Regions from separate parts of the Homo sapiens genome. Here region 2 is linked to region 1. A link is a loop called in an ENCODE intact Hi-C map of the cell type or tissue named here. Cell type or tissue: Panc1. All regions are shown on one strand.

Region 1 (8,000 bases):
GGTGGCTCACACCTGTAATCCCAGCACTTTGGGAGGCTGTGGCGGGTGGATTGCCTAAGGTCAGGAGTTTGAGACCAGCCTAGCCAACATGGTGAAACCCCGTGTCTACTAAAAATACAAAAATTAGCCAGGCGTGGTGGTGGGCACCTGTAATCCCAGCTACTTGGGAGGCTGAGGCAGGACAGTTGCTTGAACCTGGGAGGCCTAGGTTATAGTGAGCAGAGATTGTACCACTGTACTCCAGTCTGAGTGACAGAGCAAGACTCCATCTCAAAAAACAAACACACAAACACAAAAAACAAACAAAAAAAAACCTGTTTAGATTTATAAAATTTTGCTAATGACATATTTAGCATCATTTTTAGATAATACAAACTCTGTATCTAAGGCATGTTAAAATTATTTAGTTGGCTATCAAAGTGTTCAATCATTTAACTTAGAAAGTTCATTCATTTATTTTATTCAATAAAATGCTTTACAAACTTAAATATATACCTAGCATTATTTAGTATTGTTAGTATAAAACCTAATATATAAAATATTTTTTTAAAAATATAGCATTTTAGCCTGGTAGTGGCATGGGGGGTATATTTTGTGAATTAATATTCAAGGAGATATTCTTTAAACTAAGTCACGACATGATCATTGTGAGTCTAAGTCAGCACTTAATAATGAATGACAATAGAATCAAAGAGAATATGAGTAATTGCACAAAGGAATCATTTGTATTTACATGTTCTGTGAAATATTTATTTTAGTTAAATGTGTGCTATGCTTCTTTGAATCTATCTACTGGATCACTATGTAAAATATTTCTTAGTGCTCACTGCCAAAATAATTGAAAACTACTGACTCAAAGGCTAATCAAAATTTTCAATATGATATCTAAGATGAAAGAAACTTTCCAACAGATAAAGAAATAAATACCAAGTAGGTAGACAAATTGAATAACATAAATGTACTGAAAGCAATAATAAATAGTAGTTCAACATTTTTCTCAGTATTAAGGAACTGTCACTGAGCATTGCTCAGTAGGTATTGCTAGAAATGAATGCATTTCCCCCCAATTGCTGACTCAGAAATGCATCATGATTTTGCCCTTGGGTGGTGCACTGATGGTATTCTTACTTCCAGTGTAAGTTGCAGAGTGAGCAAAAAAGAATCTAGAAAAAAAATGCTTTTTTGCAATAATAAAATATGTCACTGAATGCATGGGTGTCAGAACACTCCCACATATTTTTAGTTCTTATCCAGTTGTCCCTAATGAGGAACAAGTAAACAGAATTAGAATTCAAAAGATCTGGATTTGGTATGACCTCTGCAATTCTACCAGATGGTACAACTCCAAGGGACACCATTCGCATAGAACACAATGTACAGGGAATACATTTTGCAGTACAGGCCCTGAGGCCACTGTTCCTCTGCCACTGCCACAACTGTGGAAGCAATGGTTCTGAACCTTCATTTCATCATCTGGAAATATGTGAACTGAGTTTGTCTTGTTCATATTCATTAAGTATAATGGGCCATGTTGGCTCATGAAGAAAGAGTAATCACTCTTGGAAGCTTTACAATTCTCCTTTTCATTATGTTTCTTCCCTGTCTCTGGTGCAGTTTTAGGTTCATAGCAAAATTGAGAGAAATGTGCAGAGATTTCCCATGTGCCTGTTACCCACACACAAGCATAGCCTTCAGCATTATCTCCCATCAGAGTGACACATTTGTTATAATTTATGAACTACATTGACACACCTTTATCACGAAAAGTCCATAATATGTGTAAGAGTTTATCTTGGTGTTGACTATTCTATGAGTTTGGACAAATACATAATGACAGGTATCCACCGTTGTAGTATCATACACAATAGTTTCACTGCCCTAAAATCCTCTGTGCTCTGCCTATTCATTCCCTCCCTGCCCCAATCCCTGACAACTACTGATCTTTTTGTCGTCCATAGTTTGCTTTTTCTACAGAATGTCATATAGTAGGAATCATACATAGCCTTTTCAGATAGGCTCCTATCACTTAGTAATGTATTTCAGTTTCTTCTATGTCTTTTTATGGCTTGATAGCTCACTTCTTTTTAGTGCAGAGTAATATTCCATTGTCTGGATGTATTTTTTGAAAAATAGTATGTTAATTTTATTCAAAATGACAATTTTTGACTCAGATTTTTTTAGAACAGCTTTATATTTGCAGAAAAAATGTAAAGATAGTACAGGAAGGTCTCATATATCTCATACTCTGTGTCTCCTATTATCAACATCATATATTGGTATGGTACATTTGTCACAATTAATGAATGAATATTGCTACATTATTAAGTAAAGTCCTTGTTTTATTCAGATTTCCTTGGTTTTTAACTTACTGCTTTTTTTCTTTTCTGGGATCCTATCCAGATTGTCATATATAGGTTAACTGTCATGTTTTCTTAGGTTCCACTTGACTGTGACAATTTTTGATGACTATGAAAATTTTGAGATGTAGTTGCATTTAAAAAAATAAGTATATTTAAATCTGTTTTTTTTTTTTACATAGTAATGGGGTCTTGATGTACTGCCTTAGACTGGCCTCAAACTCCTGAGCTTAAGCAATCCTCCTGCCTCACCCTTCTGAGTAGCTAGGACCAAAGGCATGTGCCATCATGCCTAGCTAAGGAGTACTGGTATCTTGTCCAATGTACCTCAGTTGGGATTTGCCTGATATCATGGTTAGGTTGGGTTTATGAGTTTTGGGGAGGAAGACCATAGCCATAAAGTACAATCAAAATGACTTATCACTATTAATGTTAACCTTGATCACCTGGCTGAGGTGTGTTTGTCAAGTTTGTCTATGGTAAAGTTATTCCTCCCCACTTTTTCTGAATTGTGCCGTTTAGAAGGAAGTCACCGTATGACTTACATGGAGTGAGGAGTTATGCTCCACCTTCTTGGGTGGGGTGACTTTTCTGCATAATTTGGGATTCTTTGGACAAAAGATGTGTCTAATCTCCCCCCATTTTCTTATTTAATCAATTGTTTTTATTAGCAGGAACTCCTGAATATTTATTTTAGACTTTGGATTTCATAAAGTTTTTAGGTTATGGAAAACTCCCTTGATTTTATTTAGATCTCTTATCTTACCAGCTCAGCTCTTGCCACTTCTTACCACATACTCAAAATTCTAGGCACAGGAAACACTTCTCTGTTTGCAGACATGCCACTCAGACATCTCTCTGTCTTCACACACTATTTCTTCACCTGGAATTCCCTTTTCCATATACTGTAGTTGAATTCATGTCAGTTCTTTGAGATCTAGCTCATATAACTGCCTGGAAATTAGACTTTATTTTCCCTTCCTTGGAAGTTTATGTATATACCTTTATAGTAGTATTTATCACATTATCTAATATTTGTTTGCTTGTTTATCTTCCTCACTATATTGTGAAGTCATTGTGATACAGGCTATTCCTTACTCTATTCTCCAGTAGCTAGCTCTCTGCCTAAGCAAGTTCTTGACAATATACAATATTTGAATGGATGGACAAGAAATAGAATTTCGCTAGTTAATGAAGCTGATTTTAGAAGGACTCTCTTGAGTCCTTTCTTTAGAAAAATGACATCGTGGTTCTGCTGTTAATACAATATACAATTTGAGTTGTTTTTATCTTCTTATAATGATGTGTTTATTCTGATCATGTAGACTTCCATATGCAGTAATCTTTTAAGATCAGGCATTTGTGAGATGGCTGTCCAGAGTGAAGAATGCAGTTCCTAGCCAAAGAGCAGCCTTTCCCTCTGTGAGGAGAACATATCCCCCAAGGCAGGAATGGAAACCAGAGTGACCTTGGCCTCATTAGTAGACTGCCTTAACCAGCTGAGCTAACCAGCCAGACTACAAAGATGGCAGGAAAGAAATCTAACAAACATAGACATTCACTTTGTAACATATAAAGTACAGTCTGTATTGACACACACAAACTGGCTTGACTGTTTTGACTGTCAAGTAGTCAAGAAAATATTTAAGTCAGTCAAAAAGCAGTCAAGTTGCCCAACAAGCATGTCTGACTTTCTTTTTTTCTCTGACTAGATTTTGAGTGCTGATTTGACTGGTTTGTGTTTGTAGAAACAGTCACATTTTCCTTGCCAAAAGAGAATGCTTTTTTTCACTGAGACTTAATGAAATAACTGTTACATCATATAAATTCATTTCCTTAAGCATATGTGTCAGACTATCAAATCAGTTAAGGAAAAGTCTCATCTTTTTTTCTCTTTGAAATTATGGATGGGCTAGTTTGGTTCCAAATTAAGTGAATTCATAGTGCCATCTAGTGCTTCAAAACAGAATTATCGGAGCAACTGTGGAGATACCTTAAATCAGGCATTGGCTTTAACACATTATCTTCAATTCTATGTTTAAAAGAGTCACCTAGCTGATCCAGGCTAGCATTTTCTTTTTTGGATTATTACAAGTTGATTGGGTATTGAAGTTTTATCACATTTACTGATGTGAGAAGTCATTGATTAAAGTATAGCTTGAAAAGAACCCCCAAAACATAACCAAAAACATATATCCCTTTTATTTTTAAGAGTATTAAGGATGAAACTAACCCACAAATAAAACCAAACGGTGCTTCATAAGATAGATGATGAAAATCACAACCATATATAAATTAAATCTCCTCCCACCCAAACAAGATGAAGTAAAACAGAGGATCGATGTGATTTTATTTCATGTGCTTTTGAAATATACGTTCTCAGAGAGGCTTTAGAACCGAGATACAAAGAGGAAAATGTTCACTGAAGAGAATAAACAACACATAGATGAGAGAATTGTTTCCACCTCAAGTAAACAAACAAACCTCTATTTTCCAAACAGTTTCTGCCTTGATTGCCGTCCATTCCTTTATAAAATGGTGGCAATATTTTCAGAACTTTATGTAAAATTTATGAGGGAAACAGGCATAGTTAAGACACTCTTGATTTGGAACCATTGCTGATCAAGGGACAAAATGTGACATATTTACATATTTTTCTTCAGAATTGAAATAGAATAATGTTTTCTATTTCTCTGCACATTAAAATTTTAAAAGCCCTTGCATGTGTTATTTCATCTCCCAACCACACTGTGCAGTATCATTAGCCTCATTTTAGAGTGGGTAGCCGAATTAGCATTCAAACCCTGTCTCATACCCTCCAATGCACTGACAAAGCTACATGTGCCTTTGCCTTTTTTTTTCCTTAGGGGTTTTTGAGAGCTTAGATCTGAAACAGTAAGAAGAGGAGTAGGGTTAGGAAGTGAGTGTAAGGGGAGGAAGAATTAAATGCATACATAGGGAGAGAGGGTCACTCACACTGCCTGCAAGAGAGGCAAGCAGGGAAAGCCTTATGCAAAGTTTCATACAGAGCGTCATCACCCATGGTGTCAGAGTTATCTAGAGAATGGGACAATAATTACGACTGTTGTAAACAATCCAGCCTTAATGAAATATCCTTAAATACAATATTCAGAAGTATCAAACACTAAATGAGAATTCCTAAAGAGTGGATGAAAATTCAGTACAGAGATCCATTAACGTATTGAGTAGCTTTATATCAATTGCTGCTAGTCATATGTAATCAATTTCTTTTTCCTACCCATTCTTGTTCATTTCAGATAATTCACTTTGGTTTTGATGTTACTAGAGATGCAAAGTTGTATTTTATAAATATTTTTCAGTTAAAAATTGTTTCATAGTATAGGTTTTAAAATGTGATAATAAAGCTTCATTTTGAATAGAGTTTTGCTTTAATCATTGTAGATCAGCCTTAATGTACTCAATTAAAAGTAGTTTTCTCATTATCATAAATGTTCTAATATGCATTTCCACCTATCCCTAATTGCCTATCCTAGGGGAAAGTCCTTTGCCATTGCAGCACTAAGTCACCGTAAATGAAAAAGCATGCTTAAATACTAAAATATTTATGATCTAGTCTACTTGCATTATCAACTCATCACAACTTATTGGTAAGCAATTGCAGTGCCTCTTGGCTAAAAAAGCAATGCCAGAAGTGGTAAGGCTCATGCTGACAGCTGTGTCTGGGCTGTTGCTAGCTACTTCAGTACTCTTTGCCCTTGGCAAAGAACTTAGCGAGAGAACAATAAAACATATTGTTGTAAAACAGTAAAAGGTACCCAGTTTGCCAGTTTGCATATTTCTCTGCAGCTACCCATGATACAGGTAGCTATGGGCAGAGCTTGCAGCTTTGCCAGACTTGCTGGCTTTGAACAAAAGTATTTTGTTTCAGGCCATTCTATTGGGTGGGTTCCTGTGGGTATTTTGAGGAAGACTAGGGAAAGAGGTGTTTGTGTGTTTGTGTGTGTGTGTGTGTGTTTTACTTTGTTTTTACTGTTTTTTAACAACAAATCATGAATTAATTTACCCCATACGAAACCTAAACAAAGGAAAAAAGCCTTTGGGAATCATCTTTGAAAAGAGCTGGCAGCCAGGAGAAAGAAAGAAGTTTGCTACAGCAGTTAGGAGAACATATTTGTTTGACTGAATTTATTTTTTATCATCCACTGTAAGCTTTCATTTGACTTAGCTGTTGTGCTTTGTGCCACAAAGCTAGGTCTGTCCATGTCATGGAGGCCCTCCTTCCTGGAATCTCAGTCCACCAGCACAGTATAAACTTCCATTTACAGTGAACGCGTGGAATACCTTGGCTGTGCTGGCAGAAAAAGGGAGCTGATGCCAAGTGAGCTGCAACCACAAAAAAATCATCCAGAAAAAATTTGCAACTCAGAATGAGCTAATAAAGAAATCTGTTTTTTGATGTTTCTGGAACAAAAGCATGAATTATTTTAAATTTTATTTTATTTTATTTATTTATTTATTTTTTGCTTTCCTGAAAATATCAGCCTTCTGTCTTGTCTAAACTTTTGCAGGGTATTACCAAAAACCATCTTTGGTATTGAACATGTTTAAACTTTATTATCCTCTTGTAAATCTGGCATCTGTGGGTAGATTCCAGAAATCAACCATCTCTGCATCATCTAGAGGACAGCACAGAGCCTTGCATGCAGTATCTGTGGATGGTCATTTGTTGAATGCATGAATTTACAAAACATACTAGCCATTTATAAAAAGATTTTTTGAAATTAAATTAAGGTGAAAACAGTAAAAGATAATGTTATATATTAAACAAGCATCTTCTAGAAGTGGCATAACATAGGTAAATATGTAATTTGTGCAAGTATCAGTGAAAGTACCCAACCAAGTTTCATACCTATGTATCTGTTCTCCCTTAATTATATTTTAGTTTTTCTGTGGGCCATCAAAAACAGCCAACTTTCTCTATTTTTAAAAAATATAATTTTAAAAAATTATTCTCTTTGTTACAAAATGAAAGTCCAATCTAAAAGCAGATAATGACTTTGAAAGGAAATAAAAATTAACATTGGTTTAAGTCTAACTATGTTCAAGGAACTTAATTTTGTGTGTGCTTGTATTGTCTATAAATTGGCATGCAATGATGAAACAGCAAATTCAAATTAATTAGTACATGGACTTCTTTAACTATAGCTGCTGTAAGTGTAGGAAACATTTGATTGTATAAAAAAGTAGATAATTGCAGGCTTGCTTTTTTTTCTTCTTGCCTCCCTCTCTCTTTTTTAAATAGAGATTTAAGAGAACAGAAGTTTTTCTCCTATCAAAATTCATGGCAGCATATAAAATCCTGCTCAAAATAGTCATGTGTGATGAGGTGATTCCCAGTGCATGTTTGGAAGGATGTTCCATCTTCTCAGGTACCATATTTGCACAGATCTATGTTGCTAAAGCTATGGAAATATCATAGTTGAAGAACGTTGATAATTGCAGACTGAAGAATTGACAGCACTCTGTAATTAACACATTCAGTTCAGGTAGGCATAGATACCCAGTTGAGAACAACCACCACAGGACGTTGTCTAGCATAAAATACATAGCAGAACTCATGTATGGATACACGCACATGTGCACACACACAAACAAATAAGC
Region 2 (8,000 bases), 850 kb before region 1:
AGAAGCGACAAGTACACTAATATAAAAATCAAATTTGATGACTTTTTAGAAGAGAATCCAACCAAGGTTAGATTTTAAATGAAGTCAAATTACTGATACATTAAATGCTAGTCATATATTCCACAATCTAATAACAAATTAAGTACCTACTCATTCATATTTTATTTTATGTAATTTATCCTTTCACTGAAAGTACCTTGGCATGTAAGAATAAGTTTTCTAGAAATGAATAAAAAATAAGGAGTCATAAAGGTATCCAACTCAGACTTCAATATTACAAACAAACCTACTAAAGATATTTATTTAAATATGTTTTTTTTGTTATTGTTGAAACAAATAAAAAATGTTGCCCTAGCATTTTGTGATAAGAAAAAATGCCGGAACCTAGAGTACCGGTCGGAATCCACAACCTGGACCTCCTAAAGGGGCGTGACTCTTTCCCAATATGATCCTCAGGAGTTTTAAAATATATCAACAGACTCATCTTTGATCAAAGTAAGGACTGATGGAGGGTATACAGTGATGGCAAGAGGAAAACCAAAGCTAACTCATTTAGGTTGCTTATTAGAAACTGGGTTAAAGTACAATCTGTACAACCAGCAAAAAAAGACAAATTTATCTGAATAAAACTGATAGCATCTAGCATAATGACACCACTCAATTGACCCAAGACTTTGTTTTAATTAAAGCCTTTTGCTTATTTTATTAGATGCTGATCCTATACCAAGACCTTCCTGGAAATCTCACTAATTTCAAGTTCATGGTGTTAATAGTTCAAGATCTTTCACTATAGGAATAACTTAAGTGACAAAAATAATTTTAAAATGATGTGGTAATTGTGGAAAAAAATTACTAAATTTTATATTCCCCAACAGAACTGAAAATTAAAACTTAAGGCTATATTCTAAAGTTCATGATTAGTATATTAAAACCACATTTAAAATGTACACACTGATAAATGGGAACATAATGAAGTCTGCAAAATAAAAAATTTTACTTCATGACTCATAAGTACATAAATTGTGACTTTCAAAATATAGGTCTGAAAAAGAGATATAAATGATCTCAAGTTGCCATAAAAAAAGGCAACTGATCAAGGACTGAAGTTTTAGTATTTAAAACTTACCATATGATTTCTACCAAACATAACCTATTTTTATGGATTTCATGCCATAAAAAATGGTCATTTAGTATGTTAATTTAAATGTAATTATTTCAATGTTGTCTTTTTAAAAATGATAAGCATACTCTAAATATGAAACTAGTCACTTCTTTGTCCTATACCACTGATATTTCTTCAAAACAAAACTGTTTTAACTATTATTTTATGAGTTAATTTTATCACTGTCTCATGTCTGAAAGATACTCACCTCTATGAGGCTGGAGTGTATTCCAATCAGGTATGGCATTGGGGCACTAAATTAAAAATATATATATGCATAGATTCATATAGTTCATTAAAACTGAAACAACAGTATAAGTAATTCAAAATGATTAAAAATTAAATGTATTAAATGCTCAGTTCCAGCATAACACATTATAGATATTCAAAATTATTCAATATATAAAGCTCAAATTTAATCTTAGAGGCCATTAATATATTTAAAATTAAGATTGCTTTTTATAAACATCATAAAATCATTTATAATTTAATCAAGAGTTATAATGCCTAAAAAGTTTGTTTGTTGGTTTGTTTTTACCTTAAGAAGAATATCCAGGTCTAGGCCATAGTCTGAATTGAATCTTTTCCGTATACCTCATAGCAAATATATCTTAAATAATCATCAAATTTATTAACATCCGTTTTGCACATCTTTTCCTATTCAATTAAATTCTTATTTCTATGATATTCTTAATATATATATTCATTGATACATACCTCCTATGTCACCAAATATTTGGATCAGAGGGTCAGTCTGCAAATATCTATCAAGACTTATTGTTTGTCAGACACTGTTCTGGAACTGGATGTACAAAAGGAAACAACTTCCTCACCTACTGTGCTATCTTTCCCCTCATGTACATTGTCTTTTATTTACCTAATTTTATAAATTCAGATTTATCCAACTTTCACTTTTATTAATAATTTTAATAAATTTAAAAATACTCAAGTGTGAGAATAATCTTGAATTAATTAATTCAACACATGATATTTGGAGCATAGCAGGTGCCAGGCCTTAGGGTAGAAACTTGGGAACAATAATAGACAATATAAACTGAATATATTCCCTATGGATTTTATACTCTTGCAAAAAATATAGATGTTAAATTTTTAATACACAGAATAAGAATTGCTGGTTATTTCAGAAATACTTCTCACGAAATACAAGAAGAAAATTATTCAACTTGACATTTCAAACCTAAAATATTATCTAACAGAAAAACATGAGAATTGACAGATATCTACGAAGTCAATAGCAGATATATGAATAAATAGCTATTTTAAAATAAAACATTTTTGGCAATTCTTTTATAGGCATCTTTGTGCTCTATTATGACACTCTTTTTCTGTTAATGCAAACAGATAATCCTCTTTCTCAAAAGATTTGCATAATTTTCTAAACATCATTGTCATTATTAGAACAGAGCTGTCCAAATTTCTGTGTGTTCACTTTGCTACTGAGAACCAGCAATAGATTACACAGCCACCCTGACAGACCCAGAGATTTCAAAGTAACCTTAAAAAGTTCCAAATTTATTTAAAGATGGCTAACCACCAATCTATATATCCAGAATTTACAAAATAAGTGTTAAAGTTCTTATTTTACTCCTCGTTAGCCTGTACATTCTAGTTCATTACTTCTTATTGTACTAGATTCTAATTCCCAGTTGTCTTTGCCCTTTGTAGCTTTGTTCCTTCCTATTTTTTTTTTAATTTGAATGCAAGAGACCATCTGGAATTGATCTGATATTCTGGATACTTCACTTGGCTGAAAGTTGAAAACTGTTTATAGGCCTTGATATCCTTAAGACCTAACAGATTTTCTACCTTCAAAAGGAAACAGGAGGAACAAATGTGTACTGTTCCACTACTTCCCTAATTCAAGTTCTCATCCCTGTATTCCTTCTAGGTCTCCAGAGAAGAAGACATAAAATGCATATCACTAACAAATCTAGGCTTCCACAACAAGGTTTTGATACCTTTAACAAAATGAAGTTAGGCCATAATCTTAAATATCTCAAGCCCTGCCTATGTTCAAAATAGCATAAAATTATTAAAGTCACTGTGTAAACTTCCAATTAACCTCAGGTTAGTTTATTCTATTCACAAGATTTATAATACAGAAAAGCCCATGCTGTCTGAAATTTCAAAGTACATTTTAATGAAAGAGTTTTAAAATAGGTAAGCCTTCTAAAAACAATAATTACTAAGTCCATTTTACAAATGTTGGTGGGATAAATGGGTGGGTCAGATTTTCTTAAAATCAGAAACAGACTGCTAAATAACCTACTGAATACATCTAGGAAAACTTTTTTTTTTTTTTTTTGAGACGGAGTCTCGCTCTTTCGCCCAGGCAAAAACATTTTAAACTTTATGGAAGATATACTTATCTTCAGAAGTATAAAAAACACATTGATAAAAATTGTTAAGCTGACATAAAAATATTCATTAAAAAGCTTGTATGCAAAATTTAATCATATAATAACTTGAAACTTTTAAAATGGGATCACTTGTTATCTCCACATGTTCTCTTCTCACCAATTTCTCACAAAATCTAAAACACAGATGTTAGAACTGTAAACATTATTAACCTAGAGACTAATTTCCTAAAATAATTACATTTTGCAGAATATAGAGTGAATAGTTGTTTCTTTCTCACAAAAACTGGATTGTGTAATCCTAATATGAAATCACCCAAATCTCATGAAAAGTAACTTTGCAAACCTAGCCTTAAATTTCCTAATTAGATAAGGGCATTAACAAGCCAAGAAGAGATTCTTGGCAACACAGATGTTTTGTCCTCTATGTGAAAAACTGTCCTAAATCTTTCTTTCAATGAAGTTATTTTGCAAAGATAGGATACAGAAGCCTCCATATGATTGCTGCTTCTTTTTGGTAGCAATTCACCTGTACTTAAGAATAGCTTTTTTTTTCTTTTTAGGTTTTCATACAAAGAGACCACTCATGACACAGACTATAACAGCAGTCTATTGGGGTAGTCTAAAGAATACAATTTTCCATTTTTTTAAAGAAAAAAAATACCTATTCTCTCAGAAGCTAAATCTGCTCCTTTCATAAAAAGAAGAGTCATATAGCCTAAATAGTGACTCAACCATTCATGAACAAATGATAGATAATTACAATTTTACTAGTCCTACAGTCACACTACCTGCCATGTGTTTATGGACTTAGATAGGTTAAGACTGTCTTGCAACATCATAGACTTGCCACATTAAAGTACTCTTACATTGGCTGATTAGGGGAAAATGCAGATGGTGTCATTTCCTCCCAGGCACCTTCCCTAAGCTACCAGGGACTGTAGGCCACTTCTTCTTATGTGTTGCCATCCATGGTCCTTTGTATGCCTATTCTGTAATACTTATAGTATTGCAGTATTACACTGTGCTGTGTGTGTGCATGTGTGCACATGTAAGTATGTGTGTATTTCTTGCTATCTGTGAATCTTGCAATGGCATAAACTAAATCTTATTCATTACATTACACACTCACAGCTTGGCAAATATTAATAGATGGTCACTAAGTGTTTAATGAACAAGTGAATGGATGAATGAATCAACAAAGTAGCAAGGCTTTATTGGTGGACCAAGATGCGATATCCATCCATGGTCACAAGATGGCATTACGGCTCTCCACAGTCCAACCCACACCAGAGCTACCAGTTGCAAAAACAGAAATACTTTATGGAGGTAGGATTACCTCAGGATTCAGAAAGTTCCAATCGTGCCAAAGAGTTAGCAAAGATATATCTTTTCCTATCAAATCTTCATGACACTATTTTTGAACTGGAATATTCATAAAAAGTATTTAATCAAAACTATGAGATTGAAGGGATGATCTGTAATTTTTTTCCCTTTTACATGTAGATCAGTATGATTTTTTAACCTCAAGGATGGAAATGGAAGAAAACTGTTTACCCTAGGAAACAGTTTAGTTTACCAAGTTTTCTGATGGCTATTCTTTAAAAAAATAATTATATTATATTACTCCGTTCCTATGATAGAAGCTGAGCCTATCATTGTGACCTTAAGGTTCAGGAAGTTTCAGATAACTTCTTGTTTGAATATCACTGACTTACTCTTTGAACCAGGGAGGTTTTTGGCATGCAAGCTCTTAGAACTCAACCCAAAGGCTATTTCAGACATTAGACACTAGAAAGAAAATTCCAGGGACTGAAATATGAAACAAGCTTACTTCATTGAATTTTATGGCAGGGGTAGAAACGATTAGAAAAGATCTGGAAAAAAATTAGTACAGAACTGCCTGTGTCATATAATAATTTCTAAATAACATTTTAGAAAGTCTTAAATGTGTAATTCATTACAGATAATTGAACTTAATTAAAGGTGTGTTATCTCTTAAGAGGTTAGAACATTTTAATAGAAAAATTAAGATGGCACTAACATCATATATAAAACGTAATTCTAAAGATATATTATGTAAAATCATATATCAATATATTTCCAAATACTGCTGTAAAATATATTTTTAAATAAATAAAGTTTAATTACTGAACAGTATATACAAAGATCTACTGCATATGTCAACATAAATAAATGAGACCCTCCCTTTAAGGAATGCTAAAATATTATAGGTATGTTGGTTAAAGGAAAACTCTAAAATGAATAACAAAGGGCCTATTTATTTTATTCTTAGACTTGTGTGTGTGACACTTAACAATATAAACTACATTCCTATAGTTTCCTGCCAAACAGTTTCTCCTTTCTAGTTCTCAAACAGCATAATAGCAATGGTAGGTCACTGGGCACCTACTTCACAGCATTATCAATACTAATAATATTACCATGCTGTGGAAACACACCAATATATTAACGTAATCAATATGTGGCCAAGTACATGTGTTGTCACTACAATCACTTGTTCTGAAGAGGCTCAGTCATAAAAAGTTAATAGAAACCCTCTGTGTATGAACTTAAATCATTTTTAATCCTTAATACTTTCTGCCTTTTATGAAATAAGAAAGTTAAATGAGTGCATTGATTCTAAAAGTGCTGTGTTTTAGTAACATTAGCTGTGAAATAAGCAAACACATTAAGGTCAAAATTGTTTCCTTCTATGTGTGTGCACAATGATTTAGAGGAAAAATCCCATCACATTTCTTAAGAATTAGGCTATACCTGCAGAAGATGATTATGCAATGAAGATAACATTTCCCCCCCTAGTCTTGAAGAAGGCCCAGAAGCTGCTATTTAGAAGTCTAATCCTTGTTTAGACTCATGATAAATATGCAGACTCTTCCAGGTGAAGAGAACAAGGAGGGTCTAGAGGCCTGGTTATTGGGATCCTTTAGGAATTGTGTCTAATGCCAGGAAACTTTTCAGAACTACTCCCAATACTTTTCAACATTGCTTTTCATGGTGGATCAAGGCTGAGACTTTGACTTAAACAAAAAACAAGAATTCTTGTATTAGAGACAACCCCTTTATCAGTACTTGGTATTTGGTGTGCTATTATTGAAAAAAGAGGGGTAAAGAAGTGTATTCTGAAGTAAAGGTAACAAGAGTATGCCCTGACAGAGACAATGTGGTTGCTGGCAGATTTGCCAGACAAATTCTGACACCTGGGATACTGGGTTCTCTAACTGACACCATAACTTCTATACAGTTTTCCTAACACAACTTAAGACTGTTATTTTTTTCTATTTTGCATTGAGTTATCTAAATGACTGCAGAAGAAATTCACAAAATCTAAAGAACTTTATGTTTGCTAGGTATAAACTTGCGCTACCTTTGTACAGAATTATTCTGTCCTTCATAAAAGCCATCTTTACTATTTATTAAAATGTAAGTTTCTGTGATTTCTTTTAAATATGCCCCCAAGTTTACCTAGTTCACAAATAAACAGATAATCTAATCATGAAACCTAAACTTAAAGGAGTCTGGCAAAAGCCAGCTTACCAGCAGTAGTCCAGCAGGTGTGGAGGAAGCACTGGGATGTATATGTGTTGCCAATACATTGGGTATAGAAGAGCAGCTGATCCATGGATACAGGCAGTTAACTGAAATTTGTAAAAGGATAACAAAAATAAGTAGCTGCTGACCTTCCAAACAAAAAGCAATGTTCAATGTATCAACAATGAACAGTAATCACAGAACAATTTACATAACTACATAAATCACATTGTCTTTATCACTTCTACATGTAAAAAGTCTTACATCTCAGAGGCCCCTCTGAAACATATATAAACAGCAAAAGAAGCTTCTTGGGAATCATGTAGATAGTTATAATCATCTGAAAATACCGAGTTTGGGATTGAAAACTTAGAACATAAGTAAAAGTAAAACTGAAAAATTAGGTGTGCATCTTAGAAAAATTGTAGGAAATTACAATTTGTACAGCATAGTTTGTGTATCACTCAGATTAATATAAGATGATTAAATATGGAAAGGAAGAGAGGCTGAAAGCTCCTGAGGGATATCATTAGGGCAAATTGCCAAAGAATGAAACATGAGCCAGTTAGGAGAGTCTGGAAGCTGCAATAATATCAGGGGACTTGAATGTTCGACAGTTGGAGCTTCAGTAATGTGTGAACTGCGGGTTACGGTATCAAGAGACTCTGTTCACTGACACATAGAATGTCACTATTGACCAGCAAACTGCCCAAGCTTGACAGCTGTACTACAGGAAGCCAAGTATATCATAATTTCATATTTAAACTGTTCATTCCAGATTAACATTTTGTTTCCTAGCTTTATATCACAACAGCTGTAATTACACTGTTGCTATTTTAAAGGTAATTGCCATTTTAATTGTTTTGTTTTGGTAAGCAGTTAATTAAACATTTTTTAGTACTTAACAA

Evidence for each region. Hi-C counts contacts between places; a loop is a spot of excess contacts. Peaks named below come from ENCODE experiments on the same cell type or tissue, not always from the same donor. Only the 100,000 strongest peaks of a DNase experiment are listed, where the experiment ranks them.
Region 2: a loop joins it to region 1, with 7 times the contacts of the local background. A loop is called at or near these places in 42 of 110 quality-filtered maps.

Annotation. Positions count from the first base shown.
Region 1 is chr1:198,461,447-198,469,446 of GRCh38, forward strand. All of the region lies in intron 1 of LOC105371677 (a long non-coding RNA gene), which reads right to left. Among named protein-coding and RNA genes, the nearest start is that of ATP6V1G3, 75 kb to the right of the region's middle. In Panc1, CTCF peaks have their summits at 4,320 (motif pointing left) and 4,529; a DNase peak (open chromatin) is centred at 4,275; H3K27ac peaks cover 1,602 bases.
Region 2 is chr1:197,610,561-197,618,560 of GRCh38, forward strand. It overlaps DENND1B (DENN domain containing 1B), which reads right to left. Exons shown (of 23, transcript NM_001195215.2): 11 at 7,099-7,199; 12 at 1,371-1,416. Among named protein-coding and RNA genes, the nearest start is that of DENND1B, 160 kb to the right of the region's middle. In Panc1, CTCF peaks have their summits at 4,788 (motif pointing right) and 5,042; a DNase peak (open chromatin) is centred at 4,788.